Regions from separate parts of the Homo sapiens genome. Here region 1 is linked to region 2. A link is a loop called in an ENCODE intact Hi-C map of the cell type or tissue named here. Cell type or tissue: heart right ventricle. All regions are shown on one strand.

Region 1 (8,000 bases), 150 kb after region 2:
AGGCAAAGTTAAAATAGTTGTGCATAACACCAGTGGCTAACATCAAACATCCACTCTCTTCTTTCTGAGTAGAAAACACTTTTTGAGAGTCTCAAAATATAAAAGGAAAAGTAAAAAAAGACCATCTCACCAGAGAAATCCATTAATGCCCCAAATGCTGTTTGCCATTTCACTGGTTCACGAGACCCCCGCCACACATCTGTGCACACTCAAAGGAGCCATGGAACCCAAACAATGAACACAATTCTCTTCTCCCTACTCTCTACATCCTGCAGCTGCATTTTTAATTTAAAAATATCTGGCTGGGCACGGTGGCTTACGTCTGTAATCCCAGCACTTTGGGAGGCCAAGGTAGATGAATCGTTTGAGCTTAGGAGTTCAAGCTCGGCCTGGGAAACATGGCAAAACTCTGTGTCTACAAATAATGCAAAAAAAAAAAAAAAGAAAAGAAAAAAAGTTAAGTCAGGCATGGTGGTACTTGCCTGTGGTCCCAGCTACTCAGGAGGCTGAGGTGGGAGGATCGCTTGAGCCCAGGAAATCGAGGCTTCAGTGAGCTGTGGTTGCACCACTGCACTCCAGCCTGGGCAATAGAGTGAGACCCTATCTCAAAAGAAATAAATAAAAATAAAAAATTATATATATGCTTAAACCTTGTGTGTTCTTCTTTTTTTGGAGACGGAGTTTCCCTCTTGTTGCCCAGGCTGGAGTGCAATGGCGCAATCTCAGCTCATCACAACCTCTGCCTCTCGGGTTCAAGTGATTCTCCTCCCTCAGCCTCCCGAGTAGCTAGGATTACAGGCATATGCCACCACACCCAGCTAATTTTGTATTTTTAGTAGAGACGGGGTTTCTCCATGTTGGTCAGGCTGGTCTCGAACTCCCAACCTCAGGTGATCTGTCTGCCTCGGCCTCCCAAAGTGCTGGGATTACAGACATGAGCCACCGTGCCTGGTCCAAGTGCTATTTTTTATTTACCAGAAGTGCTGTTGAGCGCTTTCCTCAACTCCCCCTCCATGGAATGTGCATACACACAGCAGCAAAGGTGAATTGGTATCATTAGTAACTGGCGTGTTTTCCTCCAGGGCCCCCAACCCTGTACACTTCAAGGAAAGGGTTAACAGGAGAAGCTAAAGGAACATTTCCTGCCAAGCAGCCAAAATGATAACTAGTCCATTCAGGGACTAGACTCATGACTCTCCGTCAAAGTAAGTGCCCACGTCTGCCAGATTTCCAGAAACTGTGCACCCACAAATCATAAGACCTAGGGATACGTTTGTATAATAACCAATTCTCTGTCTACTGGCTAGTCCATATTTCTGTTATATTGGGCCTTGATTATTAAATCTTCATTTATCTAAGAAAGTCAAATAAATTAACTACTTTTACAACTGGATCAGAGTTCCTGTTGATCAAGAGAATATAATGGTTTAAATCAGCTTTGTAGGTAATAATTAGATCTTAACTATGCATATTAGATATATACTCTAATTAGCTTAGAACATCCTAAGTGGGCTTCTTAAGAAGCTACTATATTCACTCAAGCTATATTTGTTTAGCAACCACGATGAACCCCACATTTTAGTTATGTGGATTATCAACCCAAGAGCCATACAAATCAGCCCCTCCTGGCAGCAGGGCCAAGGCTACTTTGTGCCAAAAGCTTCCTGTATATTATTGCTAACCTTCACAATAACCCTGCCGTGGAAAAATCCCTACATTTATTTATTTATTTATTTATTTATTTATTTATTTATTTATTTATTTTGAGGCAGAGTCTCACTCTGTCACTCAGGCCAGAGCGCAGTGGCGCGATCTTGTCTCATTGCAACCTTCGCCTCCCGGGTTTAAGCGATTCTCTTTCCTCAGCCTCCCAAGTAGCTGGAACTACAGGCGCGCATCTCCACGCCTGGCTAATTTTTGTATTTTTAGCAGAGACAGGGTTTTGCCATGTTGGCCAGTCTGATCTCAAACTCCTGATGTCAGGTGATCTGCCCGCCTCAGCCTCCCAAAGTGCTGGGATTACAAGCATGACCCACCGCTCCCCGCCTGCAAATCCTACTTTTACAGTAATTGGTTTTTAAAAAAAATAACTTCAGCTATAATCTTCAAAGTAATGAAAACATCTTAACGTAGCTATTTTTCTCCAAGAAAACCTACATTAGACTGCCTTGTCCCCATGTGAGACAGACGTGCTGAACAGATTTTATCTGCCTTCCTTACCGTGCTGGGCTGCCCCCTCCCCTCTCACTGTCAGGCTGTCAAATTCGAACTTCTGCTGTCATCACATGTGCCAATAACTGCTCCCTTCCTACCACTTTGCCACTGCTGAGCTTCAGGCCTTAGGAATCACATAAACAGGCTTGTTTAAATTACATGTTTAATGGGAGTTAATGAGGGCTCACGGAATAAAAGGCAGAGCCTCTGTGGAAGGGCTTTGTCGCAGCTGCCTTTGGCCAGCACCCCCCTCCTTCACCAGCGGGACGGAAGCCCCAGGGTTGAAATGGCTGAAATGGCTGGAGGAGCAGACCCTGCATAATGACCCCCAGGTGGATCTTTACACCATGTTTATGATCAATTGCATCTTTTATACTTAGTTCTCCACATTTGAGGGTCACTTACCCATCACTGCTGACAAAGGGACAAGAAATTACTCTATATTACTCTATATATTTCAGAAATGATTTACATAATACATTAAGGAAAATTTAACTATAAAAACTGGAGGCACCAGAATAAATTACTAGAGGAAGTTCTAGAATCATCTCCTTTGGGAATTCCTAAGTCAAATGCCCATGAATTTGGAAAGATTTATCTATGCTTCTACCAAGAGTCAAAGGAATAGACTGAATATATTTGGAAGGTTCTTGCCATAAGACACAATATTTTATGTTTCAGCATATACTGGCATCCTGAAAAAGGAGTTTATCATAAATGAAAGTTGGAGACTTAATAAAAAGTGTTAAAGAGGACAGGATATAGGATTAGACAAACCTTTCAACGCAACCAGGCATGTAATTGCTCTACTCGCCATCTGTGTAAAATGCCAGCCAAAAATAGGAACTAATTTCAAGTGCCATCAGTTTTTTGGCCTCACAGGCCACAAATGAGCACTGTGACTTTTCATTTCCATGTGTAGCTTGCCTGCCCTGTCAAACCTAGCAAAGAGAACAAGAGAGGCAGCACCCTGAAGTTAGAAATCAATGGGAAAACACGGCTGGATTGCAAGCGCCGCTGGGGTTGGCTGGTTTGGCTGGGAGTGAGGTGCATAAACAGAAGGCATGTGAAAAGAGACAAAGGTGCAAAGAGAACCACATAGAGCACAGAAGAGGACTACTCTCAATGGTGTCACGTTCTGAAGTGGCCCTGCCTGGGCTGGGAGCAGTGAAGTGTGCCTCTCATCAGATTACCACATGAATCACCCAGACAACCCACAGGGACCTTTAGCTTAGGACAGCGTACAGTAGGTTTTCCAACTGTCATCTCCTGTGAATAATTTAAGAGTACACTTAAATGGAAATCTTTCTATGAGGTAATTTGTACACACGAATAATGAAAGCTTATCTCAATATCAAAAGTAAATACTTTGAGCCAGATATTTATAATTAAAAAAACAAAACAACCAAACGGTATTACCCCCAGGACCACAGCAAACACATTCCCCATAGTACATTAAATCCTTCTTCCTTTATCCACCTTTCCACCCACCAAGGAATGAAACAAGTGATTGTACTCTAGAAAGAAGTCATGGAAGGCAAAACGCAGCTAATTACCTAATCAGCGCCGGCCCCGTTTTCAGGTTGCCCTCAACTACCACTGCTTTAAAACTTAAAAGAAGGAAAAGCACTGACTTCTCATTAAACCCTGGCTTTAAAAGCCACAGTGCCTTCAACGGAATTAATAGTGTTGTTCCCCTCAAAGGGAAAGACTCAACACAAACATTTATGCATATGTATCACCACCAGCCCAACTCCCACCTTTCAAAGTCTTCATGCCTGAAAAGGGCGAACAGATCTGACATCCTAAGCCTTAGCTGCACTGTCCCCATGGGATCACTTGATACAGAAGCAATATGGCAGATTATTGCTCTCAGTCCCCTAAGGTGCAAGGGGACAAAGGATGTCGCTGGTAAAGAAGCCGCCACTGACACAGAACATGGACGTCAGAGGCTTGGTAAGCAGTACATAACCAAAAATGCAACATCTGTACCAACTTTCACCAAGAAAATGTCCCCAACCTAAGGAGTTCAGATTACAAGAAATCCTAAAACAGCATCAACTTTGAGATTCTTCTAATATAAGAAGACCAAGGGCAAACTTATTCTGAGATCAAAATAAAATTCCAAATAAATAACTTTTTTAAAAATCATGACTTCCTTTGTTCTTGATACCTTTCCTGTAGCCTCTCCAGTGATCACTGTGGTTATTATTTTTTTTAATCTACTCAACCAGTTTTTCTTTTTTTTTGTAAATTGTATTAAGCACTTAAAATCATAGGAGATCTTATTGAAATGCAGAGTGTGATTCAGGTCTGGGGAAGGGACTGCAATTCTGAACTCCTAGAAGCGCCCAAGTGATGCTAGTGCACAGACTGTATTTAAGTTAGCACAGTGCTAGACTATAATGCCCCTGAGGCCAGGAAGCTCATCTGTCATCTTCCTGTCCCTTACAGCAGTGGTCCCCAGCCTTTCTGGCACCAGGGACCAGTTTCATGGAGGACCATTTTTCCATGGACAGCAGGGTAGGGAGTGGTTTCAGGATGAAACTTCCACCTCAGCTCATCAGCAGCATGAGATTCTCATAAGCAGTGTGCAACCTAGATCCCTGGCATGCATGGCTCACAACAGGGTTCGCACTCCTATGAGAATCTAATGCCGCTGCCTGTCTGACAGGAGGTGAAGCTCAGGCAGCAATGCTCGCTTGCCCACAGCTCCCCTCCTGCTGAGCCGCCTGGTTCCTAATAGGCCACAGCCTGGGGTTTGGGGACCCCTGCCTTATAATGCCTTATACACAGCCAGCATTTAGCCAATGTTGGTTGACAGGGTGAAAAAAATGGAACCATCCATCATTTCCATGTTACCTTTTTATTTTGATCTTAACAAGTTTCAGCGTAAGGAGATAATTAGGCCTTTATAGCAATCATTCCTTTATCACTAAATCACAAAAAGCAAAAGTAAAATGTATAAACTGGCAAAAAGTATACAACCTGAATTAAAGGGTTAATAATAAAACCCCATTCATATGGCCATACTGTTTCACTTTGGGAAGAAAGAAGCTTATTAACTGATAGGCGTATGCTTTTCTTCATTTATTAGGACATCTTCACTGCTTCCATCCACGAGAACTTCAGAATCCAATGATCCAGACCAGCCCAGTGCAATCAACAGTGAGCCAAATCAAAAAGCAGCCTACATTCTACCTGATAATCCACACACAGGCTGGGATCTGCTGGGTTCTACTAGGTGAATTGAATTGCTCCATGCCAGTGGAAAATTTTTTCACATCAGTTTTTCCTAGTAGATGTTTAAAAAATTACAAAGAATTTTCCAATCGACCTTACGTGACCTTTTAAAGCATTTATTCTATTTAACTCTATCTTTAAAACTATACTCACTATGGCTCTATAGTGCTTACACCGAATATATCTGACTTTTAACGTTCTATCAATTCAGCCTACTTTTACTGTGCTACTCCTACATGCTAAATATATGTGACACATTGCTTGATACAAGCAGTGATTTCCAGTGAAGCAGATGAACCTTACTTTTAATAATCTATTAACAGAATTGAATATAAAGTAACAAAATTCTTTAATCAGGAGCATCCAGGAAGCAAAAATATCGAGTACGTTTCCAAACAAGGAAAGAGACAGAAATGCAAATACATATATTTAGAATTATTGCAGCTAGGCATCAGTATGTGCATCACCTCCAGAAACGGCAAAGAGCCCAGTTACAGGGATCAGTTCAAATATTTATTGATCTCTTGCTAGGAGATGGGCCAGGCAGACTGATTCTAAAGCACAAAAGATAGGGCCCTCCCCTAGAGGAGTATAAAATGTGTTGTAGGAGACAGATATGCACAGTTACTTTCAACATACTGCAAAAAAAGAAATACAAGAAACAAGTAGTAGGCCTGAGTCAAGCCTCTGGGCTTGAGTAATTTCTTCGGGATGAGATGTACTCTCTAGCTGAGTTTTCTAGCAGTCGGGAGATTTAGCCAACCAGTGGTGTGTTAGTAAACTGGCTCTCTGGGGCGGGGATGAGGGACGTGGGAAGCCATGACTTATAATACATATTTGCCAGTTTCCATGATATAAAGCCTCCCACCATGGCCACTTTCAAGCTACCAACAATTTAACAACCAGCCTGCTAAAATCTTGAAATTAAGAACTGGCTCCCATAGTCAGTACGTGCTGGCTCCAGTACACCACTGAATTTGGCCAACACAATCGTTTGGCAAACACAATAACTTGGTAGAAAATTAATAGCCCCACAATTACCAATTCTTTAAGTATTAGCATGGGTGGAGGGAGAGAAATCTATAAATGTTACCTGACATGGGAAAAAGATACATAGGTATGATTCAGTTAAGGATCTGGAGATGTAGACTATGGTGGATTAGCGCGGGCTAATATAGCCCTGGGCGGGCTATAAACGCAATCACATGTGTCCTTTCAAAGAGAGAAGCAGGGGGAGGTTTCAGCTGGAAGAGGAAAAGGCAATGTGACCACAGAGGCTGAGATCGAAGTGATTCAGCCACCAGAGCTGGAAGAAGCAAAGAACTGGATCTTCCCTAGAAACTCTGGAGGGAATGCAGCCCTGCCAACACTTTGATTTCAGATTTCTGGCCTCCAGAGCTATGAGGGAATAAATTTCCATTGTTTTAAGCCACCAAGTTTGTGGTGGTTTTTAGAGCAGCCGTAGGAAACTGATGCAGTGGAGTACCAATGGGAGTTTTGCAACCTGCTCTATCTTTAAGCATTTCTGTTCATTTTGTAAGAATTCTGAGATTTTTTGCACTCGTACTTTTCAAATTTTCTAATTCCTTACCAGTCCTTTTTTGGTGTTGTTCATAAAAGCAAAAGTTTGGAAGACTAGGCCTAACAGGGAATGAGTAGAGGCAGTTTAAGTTGCCAACAACTAGCAACTCAGAGAAATTTTTCACAGGCCTGAGCGCGGTGGCTCACACCTGTAATCCCAGCAGTTTGGGAGGCCGAGGTGAGAGGATCACCTGAGGTCAGAAGTTCGAGACCAGCCTGGCCAACATGGTGAAACCCCGTCTCTACTGAAAATACAAAAATTAGCCGGGCATGGTCGTGTGTGCCTGTAATCCCAGCTGCTTGGGAGGCAGAGGCAGGAGAATCGCTTGAACACAGGAGACTGAGATTGCTGTGAGCCGAGATCATGCCACCGTACTCTGGCCTGGGTGACAGAGTGAGACTCCGTCTCCAAAAAAAAAAAAAAAAAAAAAAAAATTTCAGGAAAAAAAGTCAAAGCAGGATCTGCAAGCATTTACACCAAGTGTTGAGAGGCAGTGACACTGGGTTGGTGTGGCCTCAGGCTCTTACTTTCTGAATCTTGTAGTCTACTCTGTTATATCAGAATGCTCTGAATGAGGAAAAAAAATTAGATTTTGAGGTTCTACTTTTTCTTTCTTTTTTTTTTTTTTTTTTGAGTCAGAGTCTTGCTCTGTTGCTTAGGCTGGAGTGCAGTGGCGCGATCTCGGCCACTGCAGCCTCTGCCTCCCAAGTTCAAGCGATTCTCGAGCCTCCACCTCCCAAGTAGTTGGGATTACAGGCGTACACCACCACACCTGGCTAATTTTTGTATTTTTAGTAGAGACGGGCTTTCACTATATTGGCCAGGCTGGTCTGGAACTCCTGACCTCAAGTGATTCGCCCGCCTCAGCCTCCCAAAGTGCTGGGATTATAGGCGTGAGCCACTGTGCCTGGCCCAAAGTGGCCTTAATTTAAAGAGCAGTTTTTAAATCACTGAGAATATG
Region 2 (8,000 bases):
ACCACTCTGCTCTTATCGCATCTTCAGGTCACCATCTACTTAAGATTCACTTTCAAAAAATTTATTTTTGACTGGGCACAGTGGCTCACACCTGTAATCCCAGCATTTTGGGAGGCCACGGTGGGAGGATCACTTGAGCTTAGGAGTTCGAGACCAGCCTGGGCAACACAGTAAGACCTTATCTCTATTCAAAAAAAAAGAAAAAGTAATAAATGCATAATTTATTTTATTTTTTTGAGACTCACTCTGTCGCTCAGGCTGGAGTGCAATAGCGCAATCTCAGCTCATTGCAACCTCTGCCTCCCGGATTCAAGCGATTCTCCCTGCCTCAGCCTCCCAAGTAGCTGGGATTACAGGCACCTGCCACCATGCCCAGCCCAGCTAATTTTTGTATTTTTAGTAGAGACGGGGTTTTGCCATGTTGCCCAGGCTGGTCTCAAACTCCTGACCTCAGGTGATCTGCCTGCCTCGGCCTCCCAAAGTGCTGGGATTATAGGCGTGAGCCACTGTGCCTGGCAAATAATTTATTTTTAACTTTGGAAAATTTCAAACACCCACACAAAAGAGAACAGCTCACTGCAAGACCGCATGAGCCCATAACTCACCTATGATAATCATTAATTACGGTCACCCTTCTTTTGTCTCCACCCTCCCTATTTGAAACAAATCTTAGACACTATTAACTTACTTTGGACAGGACCAAAAGTTTTAATAATGGCCAGTTTTCCTTGATCTCTCCTAGACGGGCTGATCCGGAGTGAATTTCACATGCTGACCCTCCTTTCTTTCTATGCTTCCTTTTCTTGTTCCATGCCAGAATATCCCCTGTACTAAGATGTACCCCACTCCAGGTCCTAGAACAACTCCTCAGCTTCACATTCTCAGTTATTCTAGAAGTTGCCGTCAGACCAGTCTTCCTCAGCTCTTCCAGGACCATGTGCCAACTTCTAAAATCCAGCCTTCCAGAAAACAAAGGCGAACCCTCCATGCCAGACCCTGCTTCATGATCGACTCAGCAAACCTTGCACTGATCAAGAAAATGTGAGGGGTGGGGTGGGGTGGGGAAGACGAAGGGGCAATCAAAGAAAGCTGAAGGTTTCCTGTAGGTATTTCTTGTCCTGAGTCTCTGAGAACCTCACTGTTCAATGTGCTTTCCATTGCCAGTGACAAAGAGATGATAAAGCCAGTGAGCCAAGTGGCCCCTTGCTGGTCTCTTCATGACAACAACTCAGTCTGTGTCTCTTAGCTAAGTGCAGGAGAACTTGCTTTAAGGAAACTCAACACAGTTAATAGAATAAAGACGTGGGTATATCTCTTTTCCTGCTATAAAATTGTAGAATATGCAGCAGGGAAAGGTTGAGAGTATGATATCTGTACACACAGATTAAGAGTTGAAACCAGACTCTTCCCACCTCTCGCTGTGTGACCTGGGACAAATTACCCATGCATGCCATGCCTCCTCACTTATAAGATACCAACCTCACAGGTTTGTGAAGATTAAGTGAAATAAAGAAGCTAGCTACATAACTCCCACTGCTAAAGCTTCCTTGTTCTGTCACCTTGGACAAGTTAACATTTCTGACTGTGTATTTTTCCTATCACCAAAAGGGGAATAACAGTATATAGGTCACAGTTTGTCAGTACTCATGAATGCAGTGATAGCCATAATTGGTCAGGCATAGAGCAGGTGCTTAACAAACCTTTGAATGTCACATAGAAAATGGATTTAGTTTTTACGTGGCTTACACAGCAAGACAGAGGGCAGCATGGGCCCATGCTGGCTGCCCTGGGCTTGGTGTTCCTGGCGTCATCTCCATTCTTCTGGTCAAAAAGATGCCACTAAAGCAGAGGCTGGGAAATGGTAAGGACCCAATACAGGGTCTGAAGGGTGGCCAGAGTGGACAGGGCACCAGACTCTTTGGGACTGCAGAACATGGCCTACCATACAGGTTTCATGGTCCCACTCAGTAGTTAACAAGAGCAGTCTGCCCTGATAAGAGTTAGGACCGGCTGACAAAACTACAGACATCCTAACATCTCGAAACTGTAGAGCTAGAAAAGACGTTAGAAATGGTCTAGTCCAACCACTTTGGGTTTCAGAAAAGGTAACTGAGAAAAGGTAACTTGTTAGTATGACAACTAGGACTTGAGCTTATAGCACATGGCCTCACCACTTACATGGTCTACTCCCCAAAGCAGCTCTGCTCATTTCATTCTTTTAGGTATTGGCTGGTGACTTAATTTGTAATTTAGATTTTAAACGGTGAGAGTATGCTGAGATCCATTAAACAAGTCACAACTAAACTTGAGTAAAACTATGACCTTTAATTGTAGACATAGAATTAAGAAAGAAGATGGGGTGACCAGCCTGAGCAACATGGTGAAACCATGTCTGTACTACAAATACGAAAATTAGCCGGGCATGGTGGCACACGCCTATAATCCCAGCTACTTGGGATGCTGAGGCAGGAGAATCATTCGAATCTGGGAGGCAGAGGTTGCAGTGATCCAAGATCGCGCCACTGCACTCCAGCCTGGGTGACAGAGTGAGTGAGACTCTGTATCAAAAAGAAAAAAAAAAAAAGGAAGAAAGATGGGATTTTATGAAAGCACTGTCATCTCTCAAGAGCAGGTGCCCACTAAAATAATTAAATCTAAATGTACAAATTCTTTGCATATACATACACAACACACACACACGAATATGTATTTTTAATGAAGAGAGCTATAAAAAGTGCTTAAACAGTTAACACTGATTTTAAAACTAATTACTTCAATAAATATAAAAACTTCACACCTCAACTGGTGTTCTACATTTTCCATCTGGCTTTAAATCTGAAGCGAATTAATTTGCATTATAAAATTTGGAAGCTGTGTTTCAACTTAGATATTCTTTATTTTAAATTATGAGCTTAAGCGCTGAAGGACATAAAAATAAAGCCCTAAAAAAGCACAGACAGTAGATGGATTTTTACTATGTCTGCTAATTTATTCTCAACGCTACAACAGAAATTAGCATATGTCCTCACTCTCTCTCTGCAATCCATTCCTAAGGCCTATTTGGCTTTGACTTCTCTCATACGTGCACTGAGTAACACCAACTGACCGATTTCTACATCTGCAGTCGATGTAACGTCCTAGTAAGAGAAACAACACATTTTTCGATGCCTTAAGAAGGTTGCCAAAATATAGAAGAGGCCTTTGGCATATTTTTGGGAAAAAATATGCAGTAATTTGGACCCACAACAGTTGGGTTTCCTCACTGGAACCAAGTATCGAGTACACAGAACAACCAGGCTACGCAAATCTTCTCTGTGGATGGCTATTATAAATAGACAGATATGCCTGTATATTTAGCAACCCAGTGCATTCCATACTAAATGAAATACTCTGAGTCTTGGAAGAATCTTCTAATGGTTAAATACCAGTTGGTTTCATTTAATTCAGGAAATATTTATTGAGTGCTTCTTATGTGTCTAGCGTGGTTAAGAGTTAGAAACATCTATGGGAACTTCTAGAATTGCCACTGAAGTTTCAAAGGATGCATCATTTATCATTTCTCTGTTTTGAGAAATAATTGGACAACCAGCTACCTTTTCACTTCTAATGAGACTGAAGAAACCAGTCCATGTTAAAAGGGGCAGTCTTTAGGATCTATTATACCAACACTAGAGGAGCGACGTAAAGAGCGTAATTCTTGACAAGAACATTAATTCACCGGCTTCGTTCCCCCCACACCAAGTTAGATGTTAATGTGTTGCATGAAGAGTTTCAGGTAGGTACAGCACTATGTTTTTCATCTTATGCAATAGTCTTTTCAGGGAGAGTCCAAGAATTGGGAAAGCAGTGCTGACATAAGATCATTCACACACAGAATCAAATGATTCTACAGGATGCTTTGTTTCAGGAGGTTAAAAAAAAAGAAAGGATCTTCATTCAGGGCAAAATAAGGCCTTGGCAGCATAAGGACATTCATTAGAGTTACCTGGAAATACCGTGGTAGAGAAGTCTAGAAGGAAGCAAAAGGTTTATACAGCATTACGGCTTAACGTAGTTGCACATATACAGTCATCAGCTTTTACGATGACACTGTGTGGGAGTAGTCAGCTGTTTCCAATCAGAAAAGTGATGCAGTAAGTAAAACTTCAGTGCTAAATCATATTTACTCTTAAAGGTGACCACATATAAAAAGTGTAACAGTTCAGGCCATTACTTTGAAAATTTTACCCTTTTTGTTTGTTTTTAAACCCAACGATTTCTGATGCCAGTAGATGGCACTAGTGGTATATTAACAAGCATAAGTCATTCTTTTGCTCCCGCTTAAAGGGCCGTACTCTTTTATAGAAACACTTAAGCAGCCAAAGAAATTGCTCTGTATAACTGTGGTTTTTCTGTAAAATGAAAAAAATTAGAATAAACTAAAACATCTTTAGGAAGAGAGTCCCATGGAGCTAGTCTGTGCATCCTAAGTCCACAGAACATAGCATTCCTCCTCCTGACTGCACTGTCAGTCACTTTAATCCGACTCTTGCTAATATACTCTGTCTTATGACTGCCACACTGCGCTCCTTGCCAGGAAGAGCAGCGCCTACCAGAACGTATCACATTGAGCCACTGTCCCCAATGTCATAAAAATCAGTGAGACAAAGTAAAACAGAAATTGGAGCCAGAGGAAATAAAACTGTAGAAACCCACTAAAAAATCAACAGTAAAGTTAAGGAGTTATGATTGGGTGACAGAAGAAACCTCAAGGAAGAAAAGTAAATTGAGGTGCTGCTTGGAAAGAAGGAATTACACAGTAGATTAAAGTCAGAGGAAGGAGTTTGAAATACCTGTGAATAGCTGCAAAAAGGTCTTCTGTGGTCCTGGGTCGACTGGGGGTCATTACCTCATCATTCCCGTCTTCCTTGAGGAAGTCACAGGCCTCTGAGGATGAACCGGCTGCGTTGGTCTCCGGCACCCCAGCTACAGAAGAGCAGGCAGGCATACAAGACGCACAAGTGACTGGAATTTCAGTCCTCAGCCAAGCTTCTAAATATGCTGCTTCCCTGCCATTCCCGACAATGTGAGAACCACAGGGAGATGCCGTGGGTCTGTAGTTTGATAGTTTACAAAGAAGGGAGGAAATGACACTAGCCTGAGAGCCAGAGCTCATTCTTTGTTAAAGTATGGAACGCCCATGGCATCTCTCTTAAATTTTGTTGCAACGTTTCTTTGCGCGGCTCTTCGGAAGGGAGGTGTTACCCATTGCTATTTAATACCCAGCCTGCTGCAGATCATCTCCATCCCCCTATTTTCTGCCATGCCTTTAGGTCTAGATTTTAAAAATAATAACAAAATGCAAAGTTGGTAACTTAATCTGTGTTTTAACACAGGAAGCCTACATACTGCTAGCTTTAACAGGAATCTGATCTACCTGGGTTCTTTCCACGTGTGAGCATTCAACAACCCTATCTGGTTCAGCTGCATATGGGCAGAGGGCACAGGAGAGAGAAGCCAGGAAGCCAGACTCACCTGCTCCGTCCTGTTGAGATAGGCAGCTCTCCCCATCGCCCCCAGTATCCGCACTGTTCTCGGCTGGCTCCTCCTGCTTGGGGGCTGGTGAGACATCAGGCTGAACCATGGGGACATTGGCTTCCACTCTGCTGGGAGACATGGATCCTGCAGCTCCTCCCTCAAGAACCGAGGTGCCAGGGTGCGTGGCATGAGAGCCAGCTTGGGCTGCAGAACTCTCTTTTGCCTCCCTGCTGTGCACAGAGCCCTCCTCTCCCGTCGTGGGGCTGGGCACAGCTCGGAGGGCTTCGCTCACGTTCTCTGCGGGCTCCACTGCAAAATCTTTCTGCGGAGGTGGTACCACCAGGAACAGTTTGGGCTTCTTGGAAATGGGGGGTGGCTTCCTGCTGGGTGAAGAGTCTGGGAGTGGGGTGGTGCTGGGGCTGGGCCGAGCCTCTGCCTCCCCAGCGCTTGGAGCTCCAGGGCTGCGGCTCACAGGGCCACCACGCTCAGCCGCACTGCCATGGTCACCCTGACTCGAGCTCTTGGCAGGCGTCGGAAGCGAGCTTGTCACAGAGGCAGGCTGGCTTTCACTCTCCATTTCATTTGTGCTATTTCGGGATTTCAGGAAAGCAGATGGCTTTAAGTGGTACTGTGGAGCAACTGGAGTTCGTTGTTCCTGAGCTGTTCGTTCAGACAACTGTGCCGCCTCAGCGCCTGAGTTCTTTCTCACGGGCCTCAACTGCACCATCTGCAATGCTTCCGTGGTTATCAGGGGCATGGGGGGCCTGCTGGTCTCCTCCTTGGTAGAAGGCGGCCTCAAGGATCCCCGGGAGGATTCTGGCTGGCCAGAATTTGTGAAAGGCGGCCTGGTGTCTTTCATGAATTTGGGGTCAAGAGGTGGGGCAGGTGGGGGTTCCGAGGAAGGTAAGAGAGGTGGGGGCAATGGCAAGGACACAGGTGAATCTGGAAGAATGGGGCTCAGTGCAGGGCGGGGAGGAGAAAGGCACCAATCAGGTGGGGAGCAGAAAGGAATGAGAGCTTCTGGCGGCGGAGGGGGGAACACAGGAGAGTGAGGCAGAGGAGAGCCCTGGGAGCAATCTGTGACAGGAGGTGGGGGAGGAAGGAAAGGAGACCTGTCTGCAGGACAAGGGAATGGAGGAGAGGGAACAGGAGGAGGAGGAGGAGCCGGGGGAGAGCCCACGGCTGGATCCAGCTTCTTCATAGTGCCACTTCCTTCAGTAGAAGTACTAGAAGAAAGAGAAGTGGACGATGAGGAAATGGATACTGAAGATATCAGAGAGGACTTCCTTTCTGGTACCTTGGGCTTGGGCTTCCCCTTCCCGTTTGCTGGTGACACTGATTTTAAAAACACAGGCACAGGGGTGAGTGCTGTGGGTGTATTCGACTGGCTGGAATACCCACTGGATGGAGAAATGACTCTGTGTGACTTCTCTGGTGACATGATCTTTGGTTTGACTGAACCACCGGGCACTTGGGGCATTGTGGCTCTGGACCCTTCTTGGACATGGCGGACTGGCCCGTTCCCAGTGGGCACCCCACTGCTGGTTGAACAGCCCCCTGCCGGGTTCCCCGGATCTTCCTGCATGCCCGTGTAGTCAATGTAATAACCCCAGGGGTCCGTGTACTCTGACTTGACGCTGCTTGTGTCACTCTGCGATGGCGTGGCCCCGCACAGGGAGTAGACATTGGGGGTGGTGGCGGAAGTCATGCTGCTGCCAGCACTAACTGTGCTCTGGCTCCGGGAGCGGGGCAGCCAGGGCTCTTCCAAGTCACTGCAGGGGCTCTGGGAGGGCGAGCTGCCACTCTTGCCTGGGAGGCTCAGCTGCAGCGAGTGCTGGAGTGTGGCGATCAGGCTCTCGTTGAGCACCTGCCCGTTGCACTGGCTGCTCTTCTTGGGAATCCTGCGGAGGGAGTCTGTCCGGGAGGGTGGCAGGGGAGGCTTCTTTGCTTTCTTCAAAGAGATGTTTCTTGATAGGGATTTATCCTGGTAATTGGACCGGTCCCCTTGGTTTTTCTGAGCTCTTCCAACAAAAACATTGATCACGCTGTGCCTGGGGTTCCCAAAGCCATCACTGCTATTGCACAGATTCCCAGATCCATGTCCAGAGTCAGTGTGCACAGATGCACAGTAGCCATCGTGGTCCTCAGAATACAGCGACCCAGCATCCTCTTTGTTGGACGTTTGGTCCAAACTGCAGCTGCTCATGTTACTTGTGGGAGTGGAATAGCCAGGAGTTGCTAAATGCGGCTTCAGGGGGGATGCCCTTCCATTACCTGAGGATTTGTATTCCCAGGGCTCCGAGCTGCTGTGCCCTCCGCCCCCTGAATAACTAGATTCACTCTTGCCATCCACATCTTGGGGGTGGGCTGGGAAGGCCAGGTTGTTTCTACAATTATACGGCATAGCTTGGGACCCATTCTCCCTATTTGCTGGAGCATTTAGAGGGACGGCTGAGTCACAGAGGGACAACAGTGCGGGTTCA

What was found. Peaks named below come from ENCODE experiments on the same cell type or tissue, not always from the same donor. Only the 100,000 strongest peaks of a DNase experiment are listed, where the experiment ranks them.
Region 1: a loop joins it to region 2, with 4 times the contacts of the local background. A loop is called at or near these places in 39 of 110 quality-filtered maps.

Annotation. Positions count from the first base shown.
Region 1 is chr6:138,574,245-138,582,244 of GRCh38, forward strand. It overlaps a transcript of NHSL1 not described here. Among named protein-coding and RNA genes, the nearest start is that of NHSL1, 79 kb to the left of the region's middle. RefSeq lists an enhancer at 2,438-2,938. In heart right ventricle, no CTCF peak of the experiment used is centred here; no DNase peak of the experiment used is centred here; H3K27ac peaks cover 1,056 bases.
Region 2 is chr6:138,424,879-138,432,878 of GRCh38, forward strand. NHSL1 (NHS like 1) reads right to left here. Exons shown (of 8, transcript NM_001144060.2): 6 at 5,515-8,000; 7 at 4,833-4,965. Among named protein-coding and RNA genes, the nearest start is that of MIR3145, 6.4 kb to the right of the region's middle. RefSeq lists enhancers at 5,306-5,807, 5,808-6,307. In heart right ventricle, CTCF peaks have their summits at 1,657 and 4,275 (motif pointing right); a DNase peak (open chromatin) is centred at 6,049; H3K4me3 peaks cover 1,253 bases; H3K27ac peaks cover 5,616 bases.